Linked DNA regions of Homo sapiens: region 1 is linked to region 2. A link is an interaction called in ENCODE POLR2A ChIA-PET data of the cell type or tissue named here. Cell type or tissue: PC-9. All regions are shown on one strand. Links, peaks and the distances in the headings refer to the core of each region. The heading gives the core; the rest is flanking DNA. Region 1 overlaps IQSEC2 (IQ motif and Sec7 domain ArfGEF 2). Region 2 overlaps KDM5C (lysine demethylase 5C).

Region 1 (4,382 bases), core at 283-4,282, 72 kb after region 2:
TTTATTCTAAATAGTCCATAAATTCCACTCTTATTTCCTCTTTAACACAAGTATTTTTAAACTTTCAAATAGGGAGGAGGGCCTAGCCTTTTTGCTGCTGCTGTTAATATTTCCTTTTATTGAGCTGTAATTAGAAAACATAAAATAGGTTTTCTAATTAACTTAGAAATAATGTTTTCCAGCCGGGTGTGGTGGCTCACACCTGTAATCCCAACACTTTGGGAGGCCAAGGCGGGCGGATCACGAGGTCAGGAGTTCGAGACCAGCCTGGCCAACATGGTGAAACCCCGTCTCTACTAAAAGAAAAATACAAAAATCAGCCAGGTGTAGTGGCGCATGCCTGTTATCCCAGCTACTCGGGAGGCTGAAGCAGGAGAATTGCTTGAACCCAGGAGGCAGAGGCTGCAGTGAGCCGAGATCGCACCACAGCACTCTAGTCTGGGCGACAGAGCAAGACTCCATCTCAGAAAAAAAAAAAAGAAATAACATTCTGCAAAGATATGGGCAGATTGTTCCCTCTGCCTAACTGCCCTTCCTCAGTCTATCCAACTGGCAAACTCCTATTCATCCTTTAAAAAAGCTGGATTATCACATAGTCTAGGACCAACCACTCAGGCCTTTTGGGGCAGGTCTCTAGGGAAGGATTTTTTTAAGGAAGGACAAATTAGATAGATCCCAAATGTCCTCTTTGGTCTGCTGACCTGATCTTCCAGGCACTCTCCTCATACACTCGGACACCCATTCCACAGGCACAGCAGGGGCTCAGGGAGGTGGGAGGGGCTGGCAATGACACTGTATATTTGTCTGGAAGGAGGAGGAATTGGGGGAGGGATGGGTCTAGCTCTTACCTGCTCTCTGCCAGCCTGCCTGAGGGGGTAAGCTTCATGGAGTCAAGGACCTGAGTAGGACAGCAATACTGGTGTAGAGTATGAGACGCTGTGGACCTGAGAGACAGCAAGAGACAGAGAGAGACAGAGAGAGAGACAGGGAGGGAGGGAAGTGGCAGGGTGGGCGATGGGGGCAAGAAGGTGAGAGTGAGTGCGGGAGGGGAAAAGGGAAGGCTGGGAGGAATGGAGGATGGGAAATGGAAGAGGAGGCGTGGGAGGCAGGGAGGGAGGAAAGGAAGGAAGATAAGGGAGAAAGGAAAAGAGGAAGGGAGAGAGGGAGGAAGATGGAGAGAGAGGAAGGAAGGAAGGAGGGAGGGAGGGAGGGAGGGAGGAAGGAAGGAAGGAAGGAAGGAAGGAAGAAAAAAAGAAAAAAACCACAAAGTCAAGAAAGAGAGGACGGCACTCGAACCACATACAGAACACAACGACAACAGGGGGCAGTAGAGACGAAAGAGCCGGGCTGGGCCTCCTGTGTTCCAGGTGACTCCGTGGGGACCTCAGCCACAGAGACGCTGGGACACCACAGTAGGGAAGGGGGAAGGGAGCCCTCCTCACACCAGACGCCACAGGGGTAGGGAGGACGGGAGGGGAAGGGGGGATGAAAGAGAAGGGGGAAAGATGCATGGGGGCTCCCCTTAGAGAAGATCCCTCACAGGAAGGGAGGAAGGGATGGAGGAAGGAGAAGCTCTGGGCCCAAAGAAGGGGGAGAACCCAGGTGGGTGGGTAAGGGGAACACTGAAGGAAGAGAGGGAGAGAGATAGAGAGAAACCGAAAGAGACAGAAAAGGAGAAAGACAGAGAAAGAGGAAGACAGAGAAAGGGCGAGACAGAAGACACAGAGAGAAGCCAGAGAGAGGCAGAGAGCGCCAGAGCAGAGGAGGGTGAGGGCGGAGGAGGCTGACAAGGTCTCAGTGGTCTTGGTGACAGGATGGGACTCAGGGCTGAGTGGGTGAGGCAGAGGATGGGGTGGTTCCAGGTAGGAGTCTTTTGCTTTGAAGGCCAGTGCTTTACCCCCCACCCCAAGGCGGGGCCCACACTCCACCCCTGATGCTGTGCCCCCACCACCCCTAGTGCAGGGTCCAAAGACCCCTCCACCTCCTGCCTCCTGCGATTAAAGTCCGGAGAATGGCCAAGGGGAGGAGGAGGTACAGCAGGGCAGGGAGGCTGAGGGCCTGGTCCCTGCCCTACCCAGTGCAGCGCAGATGCCAGAGGTATGCCAGTCAGCTGGAGCCAGAGCAAGCTGGGAGTGGAGCCGACCCCTTCCAGGTCAGCCAGCCCCTGTCCCCCACAAGCCCACAGAGGCAGACTGTGGTCAGGGCCTGGCCATTCAAAAGCCCATGTAAAAGCCAGGAGACATGGCTGCGGGCCAGGCCAGCTGCGAATTTGAGGATGTCCAAATCTCAGAACCTTACAGGGAATCTTTGAATCTGAGACTCTTCTTATCGAAGGCTCTGGATTAATCATCATCAGGGCAACTGCTTCTCAGGTGCCAGTCTCCAGCCCAAGTCCTTGACTCATTATCTCTTTTGAATCTGAGACTCAGAGACTCTTAGGCTGCTGGAATGTTGGTGTTAGAATCTCAGAGGCCACGAGCCTGGAGCCCTGCAGTGCCTCGCACACAAGGCTAGTAGAGCAGGGTAGGAGCCAAGCTCACCCCTCACAGGCCACAGGCTGTGCTGCTCAGGGTTCCAGGGTCCTTCCAGAGCTGGGCACCTGGATGCCCATGGGATCTCCCACTTGAACTGGCTCCCTCCCCCAGGCCAAAGGCCTCTCAGAGTCCAAGAAGGGAGCCAGGAACCAGGAAGCCAGGAGGCTGCTGAATCAGTAGCCCAGGGACTGGGTCCAGGCCTGGGCAGGAAGGGAGGGGGCCAGGCTGCGGGGCCCAGGTTCCTACCTGCTGCTCCTCCCGGGGGGCTCCATGGGTCTGGACCTGTCCCAAGGGCAGGCCCCCTGGCCTAGCCGGTGTCTCCACCGTGTCACCACCCCCTCCTCCCCAGCCCTTCCCTAGAAGGAGGAACCAAGAAGGCGGGGCCAGGCCAGCTGGGCTGCGGGCCAGATTGCAACTGGAAACTTTGCTCCTTCCCCTACTCCTCCAGGAGGGCTGGGAACTCCTCCTCCGAGGAAGCGGCCTGGAGAGCTCACAGTCCCTCCTCTGGGCCAAACCCCAGGCTGGGCTCCCTCAGTGCACCTCTGCTAGAATCTCCCCACGCACCCCATCAAGTTTGTATCGCTGGCTCTATTCTCCTGAACAGAAAATTGAGATGGAGAGAGGTGAAGTAATACTGCTAGTAAGTGGCAGAACCCCAAGATCAAGACCCGGTTTGGCTATTCCCAAACCTGGAATCTGCCCCTTCAGCCATATTGCTACCTTGTGAGTACAGAAACCTTTCCATAGAAGCTTTTCACAAATACCCTTATTTTCAGCACAGTTAAAGAGACTATGTTTAGGAGTTGTTCTGGGACTCTGCATATTAAGTGCAATTCAAATCACCCATGTTGGGGTATCAAGATGGGGCCCCGGCCAATATTCTTTCTCACTGCAATAAGCTCTCACTCTTCTATGTTGTTTTCTAGACTGGCTGAGAGAAATGCTTCCTGAAGAGAAGAGGGAAAATCAAAAGAAATGCCAAGAGGCTGTTCTTCCAAGTAAACTGCCCAGCCTGACTTTATGGATGGGCAAATTGAGGCCTGGAGAGGAAAAGGGTCTTACTAAAGTTCATGCAGCAGGTCAGAGTAGACTCCAGGTGCCCTGGCTCCCTGCCTGCCTATTACAGCAACATCTCTGTCCTCCACATGGGCGGGACTGGAGAAAGGAGAGAGTTTTTTGGCTTTGAAGGATGTAGGGCTCCTGAGAATACCACAGGTCCAGCTCAAAGTGCTCCTGTCCTTTCACGGTCCCAGAGCCCAGGCCCCTGGCTGTTCTGAGCAGAAGGCGGCCCTGGGAGGGGCCAGGGGGCCAGTGATCTAGAAGAAATAGAAGCTGACAGGCAACAGGCCAGCCTTCCTGCCTCCCTGCTGGGGCAGCTGGTTCCTCTCAAGAAAGCCAAAGCTACTGAGAGAGAGAGGCCCTCCGGAACACCACAAGGTTGGCATCTGTGGGTCCTTAGTGACCTTCTCTCCCTCTGCCCACCCCTCAAAGCCCTGGTCCTCAAGGCTCTGGCCTTAGCATCTGCCTTTTTTTTTTTTTTAACTCTCCTTGAGGAACTCTCCTAGCTCCTGCAGCAGCTTCACCTTGTGCCCATTTGTAGTTATTGCCCTAAGAGCTGAACCCTCTTGACCTGGCAGGAGCCGAGAGACATTAAGTGTAGTGCTGGGCCGGGTGCAGTGGCTCACGCCTGTAATCCCAGCACTTTGGGAGGCTGGGAGCAGTGGGGTGGGTGGGGGACGGTGGATCACCTGAGCTCAGGAGTTTGATACCAGCCTGGGCAACATGGCAAAACCCTGTCTTTACTAAAAATACAAAAATTAGCCAGGCATGGTGGTGCACACCTGTAGT
Region 2 (4,382 bases), core at 294-4,293:
CTACTAAAAATACAAAAATTAGCTGGATGTGGTGGCGCACGCCTGTAATCTCAGCTACTCGGGAGGCTAAGGCGGAAGAATCGCTTGAACCCAGGAGATGGAGGTTGCAGTGAGCCGAGATCGCACCACTGCACTCCACCCAGGGCAACAGAGCAAGATTCCTTCTCAAAAAAAAAAAAAAAAAAAAAAAAAAAAAAATCAAGCACAGTGGCTCATGCCTGTAATCCCAGCACTTTGGGAGGCCGAGGCAGGAGGATCACCTGAGGTCAGGAGTTCGAGACCAGCCTGGCCAACATGGTGAAACCCCATCTCTACTAAAAATACACAAAAATTAGCCAGGCACAGTGGCTCATGCCTGTAGTCCTAGCTACTTGGGAGGCTGAGACAGGAGAATCGCTTGAACCCGGGAGGCGGAGGTTGCAGTGAGCTGAGATCACGTCACTGCACTCCAGCCTGGGCAACAAGAGTGAGACTCCTTCTCCAAAAAAAAAAAAAAAAAAAAAAATCTTTAGTAGCCACATTAAAAAGGCAAAAAGAAACAGGTAAAATTAAGTTAAATATATTTTATTTAACTTAACATATCCACAATATTACCATTTCTATGTGTAATTGGCACACAAAAGTATTAAGTGAGATACTTTGCATTCTTTTGTTTCGTACTAAGTCTTGAAAGCCAACATGCATTTTATACTTTTGGCACATTTCAGTGAGGACTAGCTACATTTCAAGTGCTCAACAGCCACATGTAGCTAGTGGCTACCAAATTGGACAGTGCAGTTCTAGACCAATAAACTTACCAAATTGATTATAAAAACCATACACTAATTATTGCTATGTCAAATTTTACATAGAAAAATATAACAGATGGAAACATAACAATGCTTAGATGTTTACAGTGGAGAGAATAGGGGCGAACTTTCTGTTTTCCATCTTCTGGAAAGAGGACATGTTTATTTTATAATGAAAATAGGCCCGGGCGCGGTGGCTCACGCCTGTAATCCTAGCACTTTGGGAGGCCAAGGCGGGTGGATCACCTGAGGTCAGGAGTTCGAGACCATCCTGGCCAACATGGTGAAACCCCGTCTCTACTAAAAATACAAAAATTAGCTGGGCGTGGTGGCGGGCAACTGTAATCCCACCTACTCGGGAGGCTGAGGCCGGGTAATCACTTGAACTCGGGAGGAGGAGGTTGCAGTGAGCTGAGATCGTGAGCCGAGATCGTGCCACTGCACTCCAGCCTCCAGCCTGGGTGACAGAGCGAGACTCTGTCTCAAAAAAAAAAAAAAAAAAAAAAGAAAAGAAAATAATACTTACATTACATATCTATAAAAAGAAATGGCCTTCTCCCACCAAAGGGGAAGGTGGGGTGATGGGGGCAGGGAGCTAGATACCTCTGGGGGAGCTCCAGCTGGCTAAACTGCAGTCTCCCAGCATGAGAACATAAAAATCACAGATACTTGAATTAAGGGGATACTGCCAAGTCCAAAGGGCCTGGAGATGCTGTGAACTACCTATAGGAAGGGCAGGGCAGACAGAGGGCTGGGTGGTAAAGTAGCAGCTGGCCAGAGAAGATGATGAGCCACGAGCAGGAGAAATGCTGTGGAGGTGTAAGCAAAAAGCACGTATTTTGGATTCTGTGATAAAGTTTTTTAAAAAGCGGTAAGGACTAAACAGCTCCATGACCTTCTGCATATGTATATATACATATATATACACATACATATATATATATATATATATATATATACACACACACATATATATATATATGCCTCTTAGCTACCCAAATCCTTCAGAGAATCCTTTTTTTTTTTTTTTTTTTTTTGAAATGGAGTCTCTCCACCTGTTGCCCAGGCTGGAATGCAATGGCACGATCTCGGCTCACTGCAACCTCCGCCTCCTGGGTTCAAGTGATTCTCCCGCCTCAGCCTCCCCAGTAGCTGGGACTACAGGCACGTGCCACCACGCCCGGCTAATTCTGTATTTTTATTAGAGACGAGGTTTCACCATGTTGGCCAGGCTGGTCTCGAACTCCTGACCTCAGGTGATCCGGCCGCCTCAGCCTCCCAAAGTGCTGGGATTACAGGCATGAGCCACCACACCCGGCTCTTTTTTTTTTTTTTTTTTTTTTTTTTTTGAGACAGGGTCTCACTATGTTGCCCAGGCTGGAGTGCAGTGGTACAATCTCGGCTCACTGCAACCTCTGCCTCCCGGGTTCAAGCGATTCTCCTGCCTCCTGATCCTGAGTAGCTGGGATTACAGGCGTGCGCCACCATACCTGGCTAATTTTTGTATTTTTAGTAGAGACTGGGGTTTCACCGTGTCGGCCAAGCTGGTTTTGAACTCCTGACCTCAAGTGATCTGACTGCCTTGGCCTCCCAAAGTGCTGGGATTACAGGCGTGAGCCACCGTGCCTGGCCAAGAGAATCCTCTTTTACAGTTTTCCATGGCATTATAGACAAGGACTGATGCTGTGCTATGGGTCAGGAAGAGAGAAGTCTAAGGAAAGTCAGACCCCATGTCTACTTGTAAAGCAGCAGAACTCAAGCCCTTGATCATCATCCTTAAATGGGGTGAGGTAGAGAGAGAAAAGGATAACTCCCTGAGTGGAGGAAGATTGCCTGAACTGTTATAGGACACCTCCTTCTGTCCAATTCCCTAGATATCCCAAGTCCTTGGTTAAATATCACTAAATTTTATAATAAAAAAATATTACTCATGGGGCATATAGTATACCAAAACAAGGAGAAGGCAAAAAGAAATGCAGGTGAGAACCACTGACCTAGTCCAAAGCCCTACTGTACAGATATCTAGGAATATCTGAAGGAGACATTAATTCAGTATTTATTGACTATCTCATACATTAGAGTAAGTGGTAATGTGTCCAAGGCCAAAGAGCGTGGAAGGGTGTAGGGAAGAGTAGCAGCCCCGGATAATACTTAAAGCAGAGATAGAGGATCTACTAATTCCTGTTCTTACAGGACTAGTGATCAGGCTGTTTTAAGATCCACACCAGAAAACTGGCTGATGCTAATCAATGCTAGAAATTCCCAGGAATATAAAGTCTCTCACAGGTAAGCCATGTTGTATACCCAGCAAAATGTTTTAAAGGGTAAGAAAGAAGTACACAGAGGATAGACCAGAACTCTGGGTTCAACTTTTGACCTGTTAAATAAAAAGACCTATCCACTGCTCTGAGAAGGGTAAGAGTATACAAAGTATGGCAGAGGCTGCTAGTTGTACCTCGATATTCATTCTTGTCTTCTGTCATAACAACATGACCTCCAGTTTTAAGTGGTACTTGACCATCCAAAATAAGAATTACATTTCCCAGTTTTCCCTGCAGCTAGATGTGGTCATATGACCAAGTTTTTACTAACAGAAGGTGAATGGAAATGATGTGTGCCTTTAAAAGATTTGTCTAGCCCTGCACTTCCCCACTTCCCTCTTCCACTGGCTGGAATGTAGATGTGATAATAAGCCACCCCTTAGCTGTTACCGTCAAACACATGGCCCAGAGGGCATACCATCATACGGTGCATCTAATCACTATTATTTTGGGTCTCTACTAGACTAGTCAAACCCGTAGCCCAATTAAGAACAGCAATGAAGAAAGGCCAGGGGCAGAATACAGATGACAACCACCGCCACCACCACCATCACAAAGGACATCACTAAATCACTCCTGCCGCTTGTCCCTGTTGCCTGGGTACTCACTGGCACACCATGGGACATGAGGGTGTTGGGATTCATGAGGGTGACAAGTTGGTGCAGGAGGTCAGGCTGGCTATCAAATAGTTCAGGTGTCAGCTTCTTCATCACTTCTTCCAAATGTTCTGCTGCAAGTGAGGGCACCCCATACCAGGTCTTCGGCTCACCCCTGCACAAGTGGAAAAGGGACACACACAGTAAATCACACCTTGGTCATGCAGGGAGCCCACACTGACTTGATTCCCTGGCTCCCCAGGGTCCCACTCACCAGTGGAGGTAGTTAATGGAGTAACTCCAGTGATCCTCAATATGCCAGCAAAAGGCTGAGAAGACCATGCCCACGTAGAGCCAGGGCACCTTCATGCCAGAGATATCTGCATTGATGTGGCACAGTACAGACTGTTCCAACACCGGCATCACATTTAGGTTCCAACCACTGGTAGCATACTCCTGCCAGGTCAGGTATTTGTAAAAAGGGCATGAGGGTTATGCTAAGGAACTGAGATCTTAAGTCATTTTCTTTAGCCTAGGGAACCTTAATTTTGAGGTCAGAGACTTTTTTGAAACATCTTAAGAAACATATAGGTTTTCTCCCTACCTCTCCACCAAAAAGCATACACACAAAATTTCAATTGTATTCACTTCAATTTCTACGAAGTTTACCGATATAT

What was found. Peaks named below come from ENCODE experiments on the same cell type or tissue, not always from the same donor. Only the 100,000 strongest peaks of a DNase experiment are listed, where the experiment ranks them.
Region 1: POLR2A ChIA-PET joins it to region 2 with 15 read pairs; 4 of 35 experiments call an interaction of 5 or more read pairs at or near these places.

The regions. Positions count from the first base shown.
Region 1 is chrX:53,278,716-53,283,097 of GRCh38, forward strand. All of the region lies in intron 2 of IQSEC2 (IQ motif and Sec7 domain ArfGEF 2), which reads right to left. Among named protein-coding and RNA genes, the nearest start is that of IQSEC2, 40 kb to the right of the region's middle. RefSeq lists a silencer at 1,353-1,552 and an enhancer at 2,473-3,300. In PC-9, for the core only: no CTCF peak of the experiment used is centred there; DNase peaks (open chromatin) are centred at 2,406 and 2,976; H3K4me3 peaks cover 1,822 bases; H3K27ac peaks cover 1,586 bases.
Region 2 is chrX:53,206,697-53,211,078 of GRCh38, forward strand. It overlaps KDM5C (lysine demethylase 5C), which reads right to left. Exons shown (of 26, transcript NM_004187.5): 11 at 3,980-4,161; 12 at 3,718-3,880. Among named protein-coding and RNA genes, the nearest start is that of MIR6894, 9.9 kb to the left of the region's middle. In PC-9, for the core only: no CTCF peak of the experiment used is centred there; no DNase peak of the experiment used is centred there.